Linked DNA regions of Homo sapiens: region 2 is linked to region 1. Evidence: chromatin contacts called from ENCODE Hi-C or POLR2A ChIA-PET data. All regions are on one chromosome and are shown on one strand. Each heading gives the region's core, a stretch centred on a gene start or an enhancer-like site at or near the end of the contact. The rest is flanking DNA. Distances are from core to core; before and after follow the strand shown. Region 1 holds the start of DZIP1L (DAZ interacting zinc finger protein 1 like). Region 2 has its middle 24 kb from the start of LINC01391.

Region 1 (6,016 bases), core at 450-2,949:
TTTATTTAAAATAAAAATAGGGGTAGGTATTTGACTGATGTCTCTTGGGAGTGTTTTAGAGAAGAGGAATGAATACTGACATGTCCTATCTTCCCAGATGCAGAATTGTAAAACAAACAAACATAATTGCTTTTCACATGTAAAAGAAAACTGGCTTAGAACATACTAGCGTTTTCTTTGCCATGAAGGAGTTCACCTTCAGTGACTAAGCCAGAACTACTAGAGCTGCCAGGCCTAGGGACAGGAGACATTGCCAGTGCTTAGCCAGGCTGGCCAGGACTAACCATCTCTGCAAGGAGTCCACAAGAAGCCTCAGGGCAGCCTTTCCCTGCTCCTATCAATTTGAGTTGAGCAAAAAACCTTTGACCAAATATCAGCTCCATGGCACAACCCACAGTTATGGTGCCCACATGAACTCAGGTTTCTGTTCCCAACCTGAAGCATACAACTTCATGAGGTATTTTATCAAGTTAGATAGTATCAAAAAATATTCCCAGATGAGGGAGGTGTCTGACCAAGACAGTCAGAAGGCCCCTTATCAGCCACTAGACTGGAGGATCAGCCTTCCCTAAGCAGGATTGTTCTCACTGGCCAGTCCTCACATCCGGGAGGGGGAGGAGAGGTGCTAGGGGCTGCAACTGAGAAGGGAGAGATCACCCACCCTATCTGCAGATGAGGGTGTGAGAAGCCAAGTCAGAACACCCCATACTTCCCAGGCCTCTCTCCAAAGTCCTGTTAGAAATCGAATTCCAGGAGACCAGGCAGGGGCAGCCTAGGCCCTGGGCCCCTAGGAAGTGCTCCGTGAACTAGGCCCTGCCCAGGCAGCCTCGGACCCCCTCCTCTGCCCTGCCTCCTGATCCCTGTCCTGCACTGAGCAGGTCTTCGGTGGACTTTATGCGCAGCCACCTCAGGATGAAAATACCACGTCTGCCTCCTGCTGAGGTCCAGCCCAGGAAAGGAAGAAGGGGAACGAAAGATGCCAATGCGATTGCTTTTAAATCACCTCATTACTAAAAGAATCCTCCTTTACCTACGGCACTCAGATCATCAAGCCCTCCCAAATCACTTTTCTTTTTTCAAAAAGTAAAAACCCAAGGCCGTCTTCCCAGTGAAGCCGAGTCTTGGGGCATCCCGTCATTCGTCCCCCGCGCACGGGTCCTTCCCTCCCTGGGCGCCGCAGTTCGGAGCAGGCCGAGGGGGCCGGGCTGCAGGGCCGCGCCGGGCCAGAAGGGCGCGCCCTGGGCAGCGCGGACGCACGCAGCCGGCTCCTCCCGCGCCCCGCTGCACCCCGGCAGGGAGTTCGCCCCCGCTAATGTTTAACCTCCCGAATCGCTGATCCCTCGGACTGCAGCCAAGCTACCCACCCGCCCCGCTCCCGGGACGAATTCCTGGCATAGTTTTCCCGCGCGGCCCGCTCACCGTGGGGTCTCCTGGAGCCGGGGACGGCGGGAAGACGTCTCGAGGTGGCGGCTCCCATACTCGCCCCACGTCCCGCCTCCAGACTTGCTCCACCGCCCCAGACAGCCCAGAGATGGTTCCCGGAATGCTCACCGCCCGCCGTTCCCGGGATGCTTCCCCAGCCCCACGCAGTCCGGGCGCTCTCTGCGGCGGAGGCAGAGCCTGCCCGGCCCACTCCAGTGCCGCCAACCTGCGGGACCGCGGACAGAGAGCTCCTCGGTGCGTCGGTCAGCTCGTGGCTTGGGGTCTCTGGTGCCTCCAGCTCCTACTACAGCCGCCCCGCCCCACCTCAAGAAGAGGTGGAGCCTCTCCCGGCCCCTCTCGGACGAGCTATTTTTAGGTCTGTAACGGATGGGGGAAGGCGGGAATGCCACGTTTAATCCGTTAGTAAAATCCAGGATCCAAGTGAATGGCTTCCTGGCCTTGCTGAGAGGCTGGACTTGCCCCGGTTTCCCCACACCCTGCCTCCGGTACAATCGATAGCCTGCTGTGCAGGGGCGGCCGCACCCCCCGGGCAGATAGCCCTGCCCACCCTCCTAAAGGGACCGTCCTGGTTTCTTCCTGACCGGATCCCAAGCTAGGAGAGTTCTTTGGGTGTGCCCCAGGTCTGATCAGACAGACAGCAGCCACCTTCCCTCCGCAGCCCCCACCCACCACCCCCTACCCTCCCAACCTGCTGGTTTGCCCTGGGGATGCCAACTTGGAAACCCAGGACTGAAAAACTTATTTTTTCTCCTGATATTAGTCCCTGATCTCTTCCCATAGTAGTAGTTGCTTTGCTGAGATTCCGTTTTGTGGGCACCGTAACTGTGAGTTGTGCCATAGAGCTGATATTTGGTCAAAATGTTTGTTGCTCAACTCAAATTGATAGGAGCAGGGAAAGGCTGCCCTGAGGCTTCTTGTGGACTCCTTGCAGAGATGGTTAGTCCTGGCCAGCCTGGCTAAGCACTGGCAATGTCTCCTGTCCCTAGGCCCGGCAACTCTAGTAGTTCTGGCTTAGTCACTGAAGGTGAACTCCTTCATGGCAAAGAAAACGCTAGTATGTTCTAAGCCAGTTTTCTTTCACATGTGAAAAGCAGTTATGTTTGTTTTACAATTCTGCATCTGGGAAGATAGGACATGTCAGTATTCATTCCTCTTCTCTAGAGCACTCACAAGGGGCATCAGTCAAATACCTACCCCTATTTTTATTTTAAATAAAATCCTTTTGTGGCAAAAACTTAATAGGCATTTGATAAAACCATGGCCACTTAAAAATATCTCCTTAAAGTTGCTGGGAATAGGAGGCCAGGTGTAAGGAGAGCTCTGCGCCTGGTGGAGGGAACCTCTGTCTCGCTGCTTGAAGGTTCTAGGAGTCGCTGCAGCCCCCATGAGGGTCAGGGAAGAGTGGGAAAAAAGCTCCTTTTCACACACACTCTCTCTCTCTCCACTCCGCAACTCTTCTCCCTCCCTCTTTCTCTTTTTTCCATTTCAAAGGCTTTCGTCCCACCACAATCTCAATCTGCCAAGCTCTACATTTTGAGGCAGCCAAAGCAAATGTGTATGGGAACAAGCGTTGTCAAGGACTTGCAGGGAAACTGGAACTCCTGTGCATTGCTGGTGGGAATGTAAAATGGTACCATTACTGTGGATACAGAATGGTAGTTCCTCAAAAAATTAAACAAGAATTGCCAAAAGATCCAACAATTCCATTTCTGGGTATATACCCCAAAGAACTGAAAGCAGGGATTCAAACAGATATTTGTATACTCATGTTCATAATAGCATTATTCACAATAGCCAAAAAGTGGAAACAATTCAAATGTCTATCGACAGATTAATGGATAAGCAAAATGTGGTATATCCATACAATGTAATATTAACTTTAAAAGGGAAGGAAATTCTGACACATGAATGAACCTTGAAAACTGTCTTAGTCTATTCAGGCTGCTATAACAAAATACCATTGAGTGGGTAGCATATAAACAATAGAAGTTTTTTTCTTACAGTTCTGGAGGCTGGGAAGTCCAAAATCAAGACATTGGCAGATTCGGTGCCTGGTGAGGGCCTGTTTCCTGGTTGATAGGCTGTCATCTTCTCACTGCACCCTCACTTAGTAGAAGGGGGCTGGCTAGCTCTCTGGGGTTTCTTTCATAAGGGCACTAGTCCCAATTATGAGGACTCTACCTTCATGACCTAACCACCCCCCAAAGGCCCCACCTCCCAATACCGTCACCTTGGGGGTCAGGATTTCAACCCCATTTTGCAGGGACACAAACATTCAGATCAAGGCAAAAGCATTATGCTAAATGAAATAAGCTGGACACAAAAGGACAAATATTGTATTATTCCACTTATACCTGGAAATATTGTATGATTCCACTTGTACCTAGAATAGTCCATTCACAGAGACAGAAAGTAGAATAGTGGTTACCAGTGGCTGGAGGAGGGGGAATGAGTAGTTATTGATTCATGAGTACAGATTCTCAGTTTGGGAATGATGAAAAAGTTCCAGAGATAAATGGTAGTGATGGTTGCACAATAATGTGAATGTACTTAATGCCACTGAATTGTACACTTGAAAATGGTTACGATGGCAAATTTTACATTATGTACAGTTTATCACAATTTTTTAAACATTAAAAAAAAATAGTGGATGGAGCAGGGACCAGGACTAAGTTGGGATATCTGTGCACCATGTATTCGGATGGGGGATCTTGTTCCTGCCGTCTTCTCCTAGTCAGGGCACTTTTTTCACCCCAGGATTTTCTGCCACCCACAAGAGCAAAGAGAAGAGTCCAGGCCTTGGGAGTCAAAGACACATCTACATTCCACATTCCCAAGCTACATAACCCTGGGAAAGTCACGTAGCCTCTCTGACCTTTCATTTTTCTCCTCTGTAAAATGGGAAAAGTAAACTCTACCTAGAAGAGTTGTTAGAATCAAATTAGCTAAATTACATGTAGGCTCTGCCCTGGGCCTACAAGTCAGTGGTGTGCACTCCTGACTTGACACTGTGAAATCGCCAAGGACATTTGCTTCTCAGCTCTCTTCCCACTGTATCCCTGAAATTTGCAGAAAGTAGTTCTGAGGATACCTTTGTGCATGTTATTTCCACCAGCCTCAATTTCCCCATGTGTAAATAGGGTGCCCTCCTTTGCAGGGCTGGTGTAAGAAAGTAGACTTGACATGCACCCAGATCTACCTTAGCCAAAAACCAAATCCTGAATCTTGAGCTGACTAAGACCTCATGCATGGAACCCTCACACTCTTCCCTTACTGGGCCTTAGTTCAACACTCAACACAGGGAGGAGTTACTGCATGCCTATCATGTGCCAAGTTATTTTCTTAGTCCCAAGGATACCAACAACCTCTAGAGGACTAGATCACTTGGCACTGGAAAGCTGTCATTTCTGCTGCCCACCTCTACTGTAGCACACACAAGCTCTGGCATCAGCCGTGGGGACAGGTGCATAGACCAAGGGAGACTGGCCCTAGCTGGCTAGTCCAGGAGACATTCCTGTCACCCCGAGCAGCTGGCCCATAACTGCTGGGTGGGAGGACAGGAGGATGGATTTTCAATATCCCAATGGCCCCTCACTCCCTCCTCAGCCCAGTACTAGTCACCCGCCCTCTGACCCAGCTCAGCCCCTTTCACAGACGGTCTCCCTCCTACACCTCAGGAAATAGGACACAGCCTAGACAGCCTGTAATAGGAGTGCCCTCTGCTGCCAAATGCTGGCATCACACCTTAGAAACCTGCTCTGGATCCCATTCTCCTGAAGGGAAGTGTATCTGAGGTGTATGGGACAGGTCTCCCTGCGCTGGGATGCCGGCCACTAATGAGCCCTGAGGTGATTTTAGGTCAAAAGTGTATTGTTGGGTTTTCTGCGTTGATGTATAGATAGGCAGGCATACAGTCAGAGGAGGATTTTACATAAAATCTGGTTTGCTGGTTTCTGAAAAATCTAAGAATCTAGCAACAAAAGAAAGGCCTGCACTCTGACATGTCTAGAACTGGCAGGATCTGAGAGGAAACTTTCTTAGGCAGATCGTACATTCTAGCCCAATCCCTGAAAAGTTCACTTTGAAGGAAGTCTGAGCACTTACCGAAAAGACCTCCTTTCTCAGGAAAACATCCCTTCTGCAAAAATGAAAATGCAGAGCTGGATAAGCCTGGCCTAAGGCGTGGCTGTGATATGGCCCCTCATTGGCTGGCAGTGATGGGCGGGTGGGATCTAGAAGGAGCTGCCCCAGCTGCCTCCTGCCTGGGCTTTTGCCTTTTGGAGGAGGGATTCCTCTTTGGCAGTTTGATGAAGCCCACACCCTTTCCTCAGAATGGTTTTTATTTTTATTTTTTATTTATTTATTTATTTTTTGAGACGGAGTCTTGCTCTGTCTCCAGGCTGGAGTGCAGTGGCATGATCTCGGCTCACTGCAACCTCCACCTCCTGGGTTCAAGCGATTCTCCTGCCTCAGCCTCCCAAGTAGCTGGGACTACAGGCGCCTGCCACCACACCCAGCTAATTTTTGTATTTTTAGTAGAGACGGGGTTTCACCATGTTGGTTAGGATGGTCT
Region 2 (6,969 bases), core at 4,086-6,585, 810 kb after region 1:
AATTAAATAAATAAATAAATAAATAAATAAATAAATAAATAAATAAAAAAGGAGCCAGGTGGGCCTGGTGGTGCGCGCCTGTACTCTCAGCTACCCGAGAGGCTGAGGTGGGAGGATCTCTTGAGCCTGGCAGGTCCAGGCTGCAGTGAGCTGTGATTGCACCACTGCGCTCCAGATTGAGCGATAAAGTGAGACCCTGTCTCAAAAAGCAAAACAATATATAAAAGAGCTGAGCACCGACCAGTCCAAGCATGAGAATGGCTTCTGTTGCTGTTGGAACTGAAGTTTCCTGACTTCATGGATGCCCTGAGGGCTCAAAATGGCTTTACCTCCTCTCCATAGTTCTCTTTTTTTCTCCTCTGTCTATATTGTTCCTTTTATTCAGTCTTGATAAAGTGTGTGTGTGACAATAAAATGAATACATAGTCGCTATTTTTAAAAATGGAGAAAGTTCCTGTGGTTCCTGTTGGAAGTTTTCCCCTTCCTGAGAACATGGGTCTGTGCTCACTGGAAATGCAGGTTTGCTGGTTCTCCTTCCTTAATCCTGGCAGGACTCTTGGCCCGGAGTCAAGTCCACTCCCCTTCCTGGTGTGGGCAGGAATGGCCCATTTATCTCCAGGGCTGGAAGCACCTTGGAGGCAGCTCTGGAATTGGTGAGGCTTTGGGGGTGGGAGGTAGGGGGTGTCAGAAGGGAGGCATTGGGCATCCTCAGATGTTTCTCACTTTTTTCCTTTTGCATAACTTGATTAATTTTTTTTTTTGTGAAGTTCTTGCCCATTCAAAAACAGTTTTATTTTATTATTATTATTTTTTTTGAGACAGGGTCTCACTCCGTCACCCAGACTGGAGTGCAGTGGCACAATCACGGCTCACTGCAGCCTCCACGTCCCTGGGCTCAGGTGATCCTTCCACCTCAGCTTCCTGAATAGCTGGGACTACAGGCGTGCATTGGCTAATTTTTTTTTTCTCTCTTTCTTTCTTTTTTTTTTTTGTAGAGATGGGGTTTCACCATGTTTACCAGGCTGGTCTTGAACTCCTGGGCTCAAGCTATCCACCCCGCTCTGCCTCCCAAAGTGCTGGGATTACAGGCGTGAGCCACTGTGCCTGGCCAGTTTTATTTTATTGTAGTAGGTTTGCCTGTTGTTTCGTCTTATTTTTTTTCAGACATGGTCTCACTCTGTCGCCCAGGCTGGAGTGCAGTGGTGTAATCTCGGCTCACTGCAGCCTTCACCTCCTGAGTTCAGGTGATCCTCCCACCTCAGCCTCCCAAGTAGCTGGGACCACAGGTGGGTACCACCACACCCAGCTAATTTTGTTGTTGTTGTTGTTTTGTAGAGATGAGGTTTCGCCATGTTCCTCAGGCTGATCTTGAACTCCTGGGCTCAAGTAATCCCTGCCTTGGCCTCCCAAAGTGCTGGGATTACAGGTGTGACCCACCGCGCCCGGCCAGTTTTATTTGCTTGTATTAGGTATACCTTGTTTTATTAGTAGCCACTCATAACACGGATGCCCCCTTCTCAGTTGATCTGATTTTCTTACAAAGGGTCACATCAGTGATGGGCCAGTATCCCAGATCTGGGGTGGCAGAAACCAAGGTTGGTGGTCCACTTTCCCACTTTGGTCAGGGGTGTCCAGTCCAAGAAGTCCAGATTCCAGTAATAGGAAAGTTAGGCTGTCTTCTCCTTCTCTTTCTCCTCCTCCTTCTCCTTCTCCTTCTCCCTCTCCCTCTCCCTCTCCCTCTTCTTCTTCTTCTTTCTTCTTCTTCGACAGTCTCCTCTGTAGCCCAGGCTGGAGTGCAGTGCCAAGATCTCAGCTCACTGCAACCTCCACCTCCCGGGTACAGCCTCCCAAGTAGCTGGGATTACAGATGTGTGCCACCACACCAGGCTAATTTTCATTTTTAGTGGAAACAGGGTTTCCCCGTGTTAGCCAGGCTGGTCTTGAATTCCTGACTTCAAGAGATCTGCCTGCCTCAGCCTCCCAAAATGCTGGGATTACAGGCGGGAGCTACTGAGCCCAGCCCTGCTGTCTTTATTTTCTACCTTACATAGTACAAAATCATATTTGTTCATTTTTTGTTACTTAAGAAATTTTTTTATTAGAACATTTCATTTCATAAAATAGAATGTATATCCTATTTGTTCCTAATAAACACCTGAAAATGCCCACTTCAACAATTCTGCTGATATTATGCTCCAACATATAGATGTCTTCTTTCAAAGAGCTGACAATCCCATCCTGGCTAACACAGTCAAACCCCGTCTCTACTAAGAATACAGAAAATTAGCTGGGTGTGGTGGCACGCGCCTGTAGTCCCAGCTACTTGGGAGGCTGAGACAGGAGAACGGCGTGAACCCGGGAGGCGGAGCTTGCAGTGAGCCGAGATTGAGCCAGTGCACACCGGCATGGGCGACAGAGTGAGACTCCGTCTCAAAAAAAAAAAAAAAAAAATGAAAAGAGCTGATAATCTATGTCATGTGGTTTATTCAGGCAGCTCAGGGGTACACAGAGTGAGGACAGGTCTATGCTCATAAACCAGGATCACAGAGGTTCCTGCTCTTGTGAGGCCCCAGGCCATTGTCTACTGTGGTGCTTCCCAGGTTTTTGGAGTTCATGAGCCCATGGAGTATTGGGCAAACCACACAGACTTGTCAATTGTTGATTTGGCACATCAGGACATTATTAGCAAAGCCAAATTCTATTATCAATTCAGAAAAGAAGGGATATTTTAATACCAAGAGCTTCTAAATGTAAGCTTCTCTCATTTCACCAAGGACTGGTAGAATAGGTAAGGATCTGCTGGTAGACCTGGCTGGTTCCCTTCACAGTTGGGTTGCTGCCTCGAGTACTCAAGGCCTCGACAACAAAGGGAGGGATATTCATTGTGGTTGTGAGTCTCTCAAAATACAGGCTTCACAGTGTCAAACCCAGTGTTTCACCTGCCCAGCCTGTTGCTGGTCGCCATCTCTGGGCTCTGGCACCTTTGGGACAAGTTTCTGTCGTTGCACTTCCCACGTTGTTTCATGGGCTTTACTGCCCCCCTCAGTGGCTTGCTGGCTAAAGACAGGAACCACATTAGATCTGACTGCTGGCTGCCCAACACTCAGCAAGTGCTCACCAAATGCCTGTTGCCCACATGAATTAAACTCAGTTTCACTCTTTTGTATCTCCAAATAATGAAAGAAATACTCACTGTACACTGCTTGAAAAATGAGAGGGGAAATGGCCAATTTCATGCTGAGAAAGGAAATATATTTGCTAGTTTTTCCCACAGGCTATTTTATAGCTACTTGATTTCATTTAGGTTGTGGTTATTTTCTGCTGGGCAATCTTTACTCCAAAGAGATGAGGGACCCATGCTTTGCATTGTCCCACCTTCTATAACCATGGTTCTCAGCCTTGCTGCACATTAGAAGCACCTGGGAGAGCTTAAAATACTGATGCTCAGGGGCCCACCTCTGACCAGCTCAATCAGACTCTCTGGGGGTAGGGTCTGAACATTGGTTTTTGTTTGTTGGTTTGCTTCATCTCTGAGAAAAACTCAGTGATGAGTTTTTCTCAGTGATTGTAATGTGCGTCAGTGGCTGAGAACCTGTGGCCTAGACACACTTTTTGGGCTCTTGCAACCGAGTGAGAGCCAGTGGTGAGATGGGGGAAGTCATGGACAAGGAAGGAGGGGAGACTGGAATTCCAGATATAGTCCGCAACTTCCCGTGGACTTGGACTTAAGCCCTTGGTTTTATCTTCTGTAAGATGGGGATAATGACGGCTGTCTCAAAATGCTGTTGAGATGATCTGAATGCCTGGCACAGAGGAATGCTTGTGATGGTTTCATGTGTCAATTAGGATAAGCTATGGTATCCAGATTTTTGGTCAAACAAGTAGCCTAAATGTTACTGTGAAGGTTTTTTTTTTTTTTTTTTTTTTTTTTTTTGGAGATGGAGTTTTGCTCTTGTTGCCCAGGCTGGAGTGCAATGGCGCGATCTCAGCTCACTGCAACCTCCGCCTCCCAGGTTCAAGTGATTCTCCTGCCTCAGGCTCCCCAGTAGCTGGGATTACAGGCTCCCGCCACCATGCCCTGTTAATTTTCTTTTTTTTTTTTTTTGAGACGGAGTCTCGCTCAGGCTGGAGTGCAGTGGCACGATCTAGGCTCACTACAACCTCCGCCTCCCGGGTTTTCTTACGCCATTCTCCTGCCTCAGCCTCCCGAGTAGCTGGGACTATAGGCGCTCGCCACCACGCCTGGCTAATTTTTTGTATTTTCAGTAGAGGCGGGGTTTCACTGTGTTAGCCAGGATGGTCTCGATCTCCTGACCTTGTGATCCGCCCGCCTGCGCCTCCCAAAGTGCCGGGATTACAGGCATGAGCCACCGCGCCCGACCTTAATTTTTGTATTTTTAGTGGAGACGGGGTTTTGTCATGTTGGCCAGGCTGGTCTTGAACTCCTGACCTCAGGTGATCCACCCGCCTCAGCCTCCCAAAGTGCTGGGATTACAGGCGTGAGCTACTGTACCTGGCTGGTATTTTTTTAAAGCTATGATTAACACTTAAATCAGTAGATTTTATTTTTTATTTTAATTTTTTAATTTTATTTTTTATTTTTATTTTTCGGGACAGAATCTCACTCTGTTGCCCAGGCTGGAGTGCAGTGGAGCAATCTCGGCTCACCCACCAGCTTCCGGGTTCAAGCAATTCTCCTGCCTCACCCTCCCGAGTAGCTGGGATCACAGGCACGCACCACCACACCCAGCTAATTTTTTTTTTTTTTTTTTTTTTTTTTGTATTTTCAGGAGAGATGGAGTTTCGCCATGTTGCCCAGGCTGGTCTTGAAATCCTGACCTCAATTGATGCCCCTCCTCAGCTTCCCAAAGTGCTGGGATTACAGGGGTGAGCCACTGTGCCTGGCCTTAAATCAGTAGACTTTGAGTAAAGCAGATTACCCTCCTTAATAGAAAAGACTGATGTCCCTGAAGAGGTAGGAGTTTTGCTTCCAGACTGCCTTTGGACTCAGGATTGCAGTGTGGGCCCTTGCCGGAGTTTCCTGTTTGTTCGCATGCCTTATAGGTTTTGGATTTTGGCCATCTTGTCGGAAGGAAAAAAATAAGATTTTGGATTTACCAGTCCCTGCAATCGCAGGAGTTAATTCCTTAAAATAAGCCCTTCTCCAACTCCTATTGTTTCTGTTTCTTTGGAGAATGCTGATGAATACAATGCTCAATAAATGATTGCTACTGTTGTTACCATCTAACTCAGTAGTGGCTAGGGCTGGTTTGGGGCAATAAGTAAGACTGAAGCTTTATGGGTCAGGGCAATAGGCATTATCCCAAGGAAATGACAGTGATGAGCTCTCACTATTGAATTCCAGAGTGTGAAGTCCAGATGTGAAGATAAACGCAGGGTGCAGAAATCTTTTCCTTTTCCTCATCTGGAATGTGGAGATTTTCATCAGGAGAGAGGGCCTGCAGCACAGGGTACAGAGCTCCAGACTTGTGGTCAGGAGGCCTGGCTTTGGCTCCTGGCTGAGTCACCAGTTCACTATGCCACCTTGGGCAAGGCCCCAGCCTATTTTATTTTATTTTATTTTGTTTTTTGGCTCCCTGAGGGGGTTGAGCTGGATGATGCGTGAAGTGCTTTCCATCTCGCTGGGGTTTGGTTTCTGCTTCTTAAGTGGTTCCAAGTTGGGCCGCTTGTATTTATGCTCAGGAGAGAGGTCACATGGCTGAATTGTGGCTGTCCTATCCAGGGCTTGAGAAAATGCCACAGACCTTACCCCATGTACTCTGAGATAGAGAGTCCAGGACATGGAGAAGCTGGGCTCCTGCATGTCTCTGCTACTGGGATTCCCTTCCCAAGTCCCCTCAGACACACCAGGCCCTTTCCTGACAGCTTGCCCTGGAGAGGGCAGAGACCACATATAGAGCAGTGGTCCCCAACCTTTTTGACACCAGGGACCAGTTTCACGGAAGACAATTTTTCATGGGGGTGGGGGGTGGTTTTGGGATGATTCAAGTGCATTACATTTATTGTGCACTTTATTCCTATTATTATTACATTGCAATATATAATGAAATAATTATACGACTCACCGTGATGTAGAATCAGTGGGAGCCCTGAGGTTGTTTTGCTGTAACTAGACGGTCCCATCTAGTGGTGATGGGATACAGTGACAGATCATCAGGCATTGATTCTCATAAGGAGTGGGCAACTTAGATCCCTCACATGCACAGTTCACAATAGGGTTCGCACTCCTATGAGAATCTAATGCTGCCACTGATCTGACAGGAGGTTGAGCTCAGGTGGTAATTCGGAGCAGCTGTAAATACAGATGAAACTTCACTGGCTAACCTGCCACACTTACCTCCTGCTGTGCGGCCCGGTTCCTAACAGGCCATGGACTCGTACCAGTTGGTGGCCCGGGGATTGGGGACCCCTGATATAGAAAATTTATTATTTACCCCTGATATAGAGAATTTACTATTGCTTTACAAACTCAAGTGTGAAACAAACAGCATTAGTTGTGGTCCCCTTTTTCATTTATTTATTTTTTAGAGACAGGCTCTTGCTCTGTTGCCCAGGCTGGAGTAGGGTGGCACAATCGTAGCTCACTGTAGCCTCGACCTCCTGGGCTCAAGTAATCCTTCTGCCTCAGCCTCCCAAATAGCTGGGACTACAGATGTGTGCCACCAAGCCCAGCTACGTGGCCTTCTTTAAATGATCCAATTTCTGACTCTAAGCCCCCATCCTGCCTATTGTCAGGGGTCTTGGGACGTCAGTCTTCGGATATTATTACCACGTTATTTGCTCCCAGGGCTGCATGTCCTTGGGGCCTGGCGTCTCTTCAATTTCATGCCATGCTGGTGTGCCTGGGTCACAGGTACAGCCTATGATCATCTCCTCTGAGCACCTGCCATCTTCCCAGGGCATCTTCAGGAAAAATTATTGAAACTAGGAACTATTGAGCTTCTCTTG

The links. Hi-C counts contacts between places; a loop is a spot of excess contacts on that map. ChIA-PET counts read pairs that join two places held with the same protein, here RNA polymerase II (POLR2A). Pooled maps may share reads with other maps.
Region 2: a map of ascending aorta shows a loop between it and region 1 (2.9-fold over the local background). The contact joins the enhancer-like site here to the promoter of DZIP1L in region 1. A Hi-C loop is called at or near these places in 1 of 168 maps with a recorded cell type or tissue (ascending aorta) and 11 of 50 pooled maps. POLR2A ChIA-PET finds 5 or more read pairs at or near these places in 1 of 52 experiments (GM10248).

Annotation. Positions count from the first base shown.
Region 1 is chr3:138,113,909-138,119,924 of GRCh38, forward strand. DZIP1L (DAZ interacting zinc finger protein 1 like) reads right to left here and starts at 1,700. Exons shown (of 16, transcript NM_173543.3): 1 at 1,420-1,700. RefSeq lists enhancers at 1,011-1,512, 1,513-2,012 and a silencer at 1,135-1,354.
Region 2 is chr3:138,916,470-138,923,438 of GRCh38, forward strand. No RefSeq gene overlaps it. Among named protein-coding and RNA genes, the nearest start is that of LINC01391, 24 kb to the right of the region's middle. Within about 2 kb of position 5,336, at least 6 of the 41 ENCODE cell types and tissues checked have a DNase peak (open chromatin) inside an H3K27ac peak, as active enhancers do; they include ascending aorta, where a contact is called at or near this core.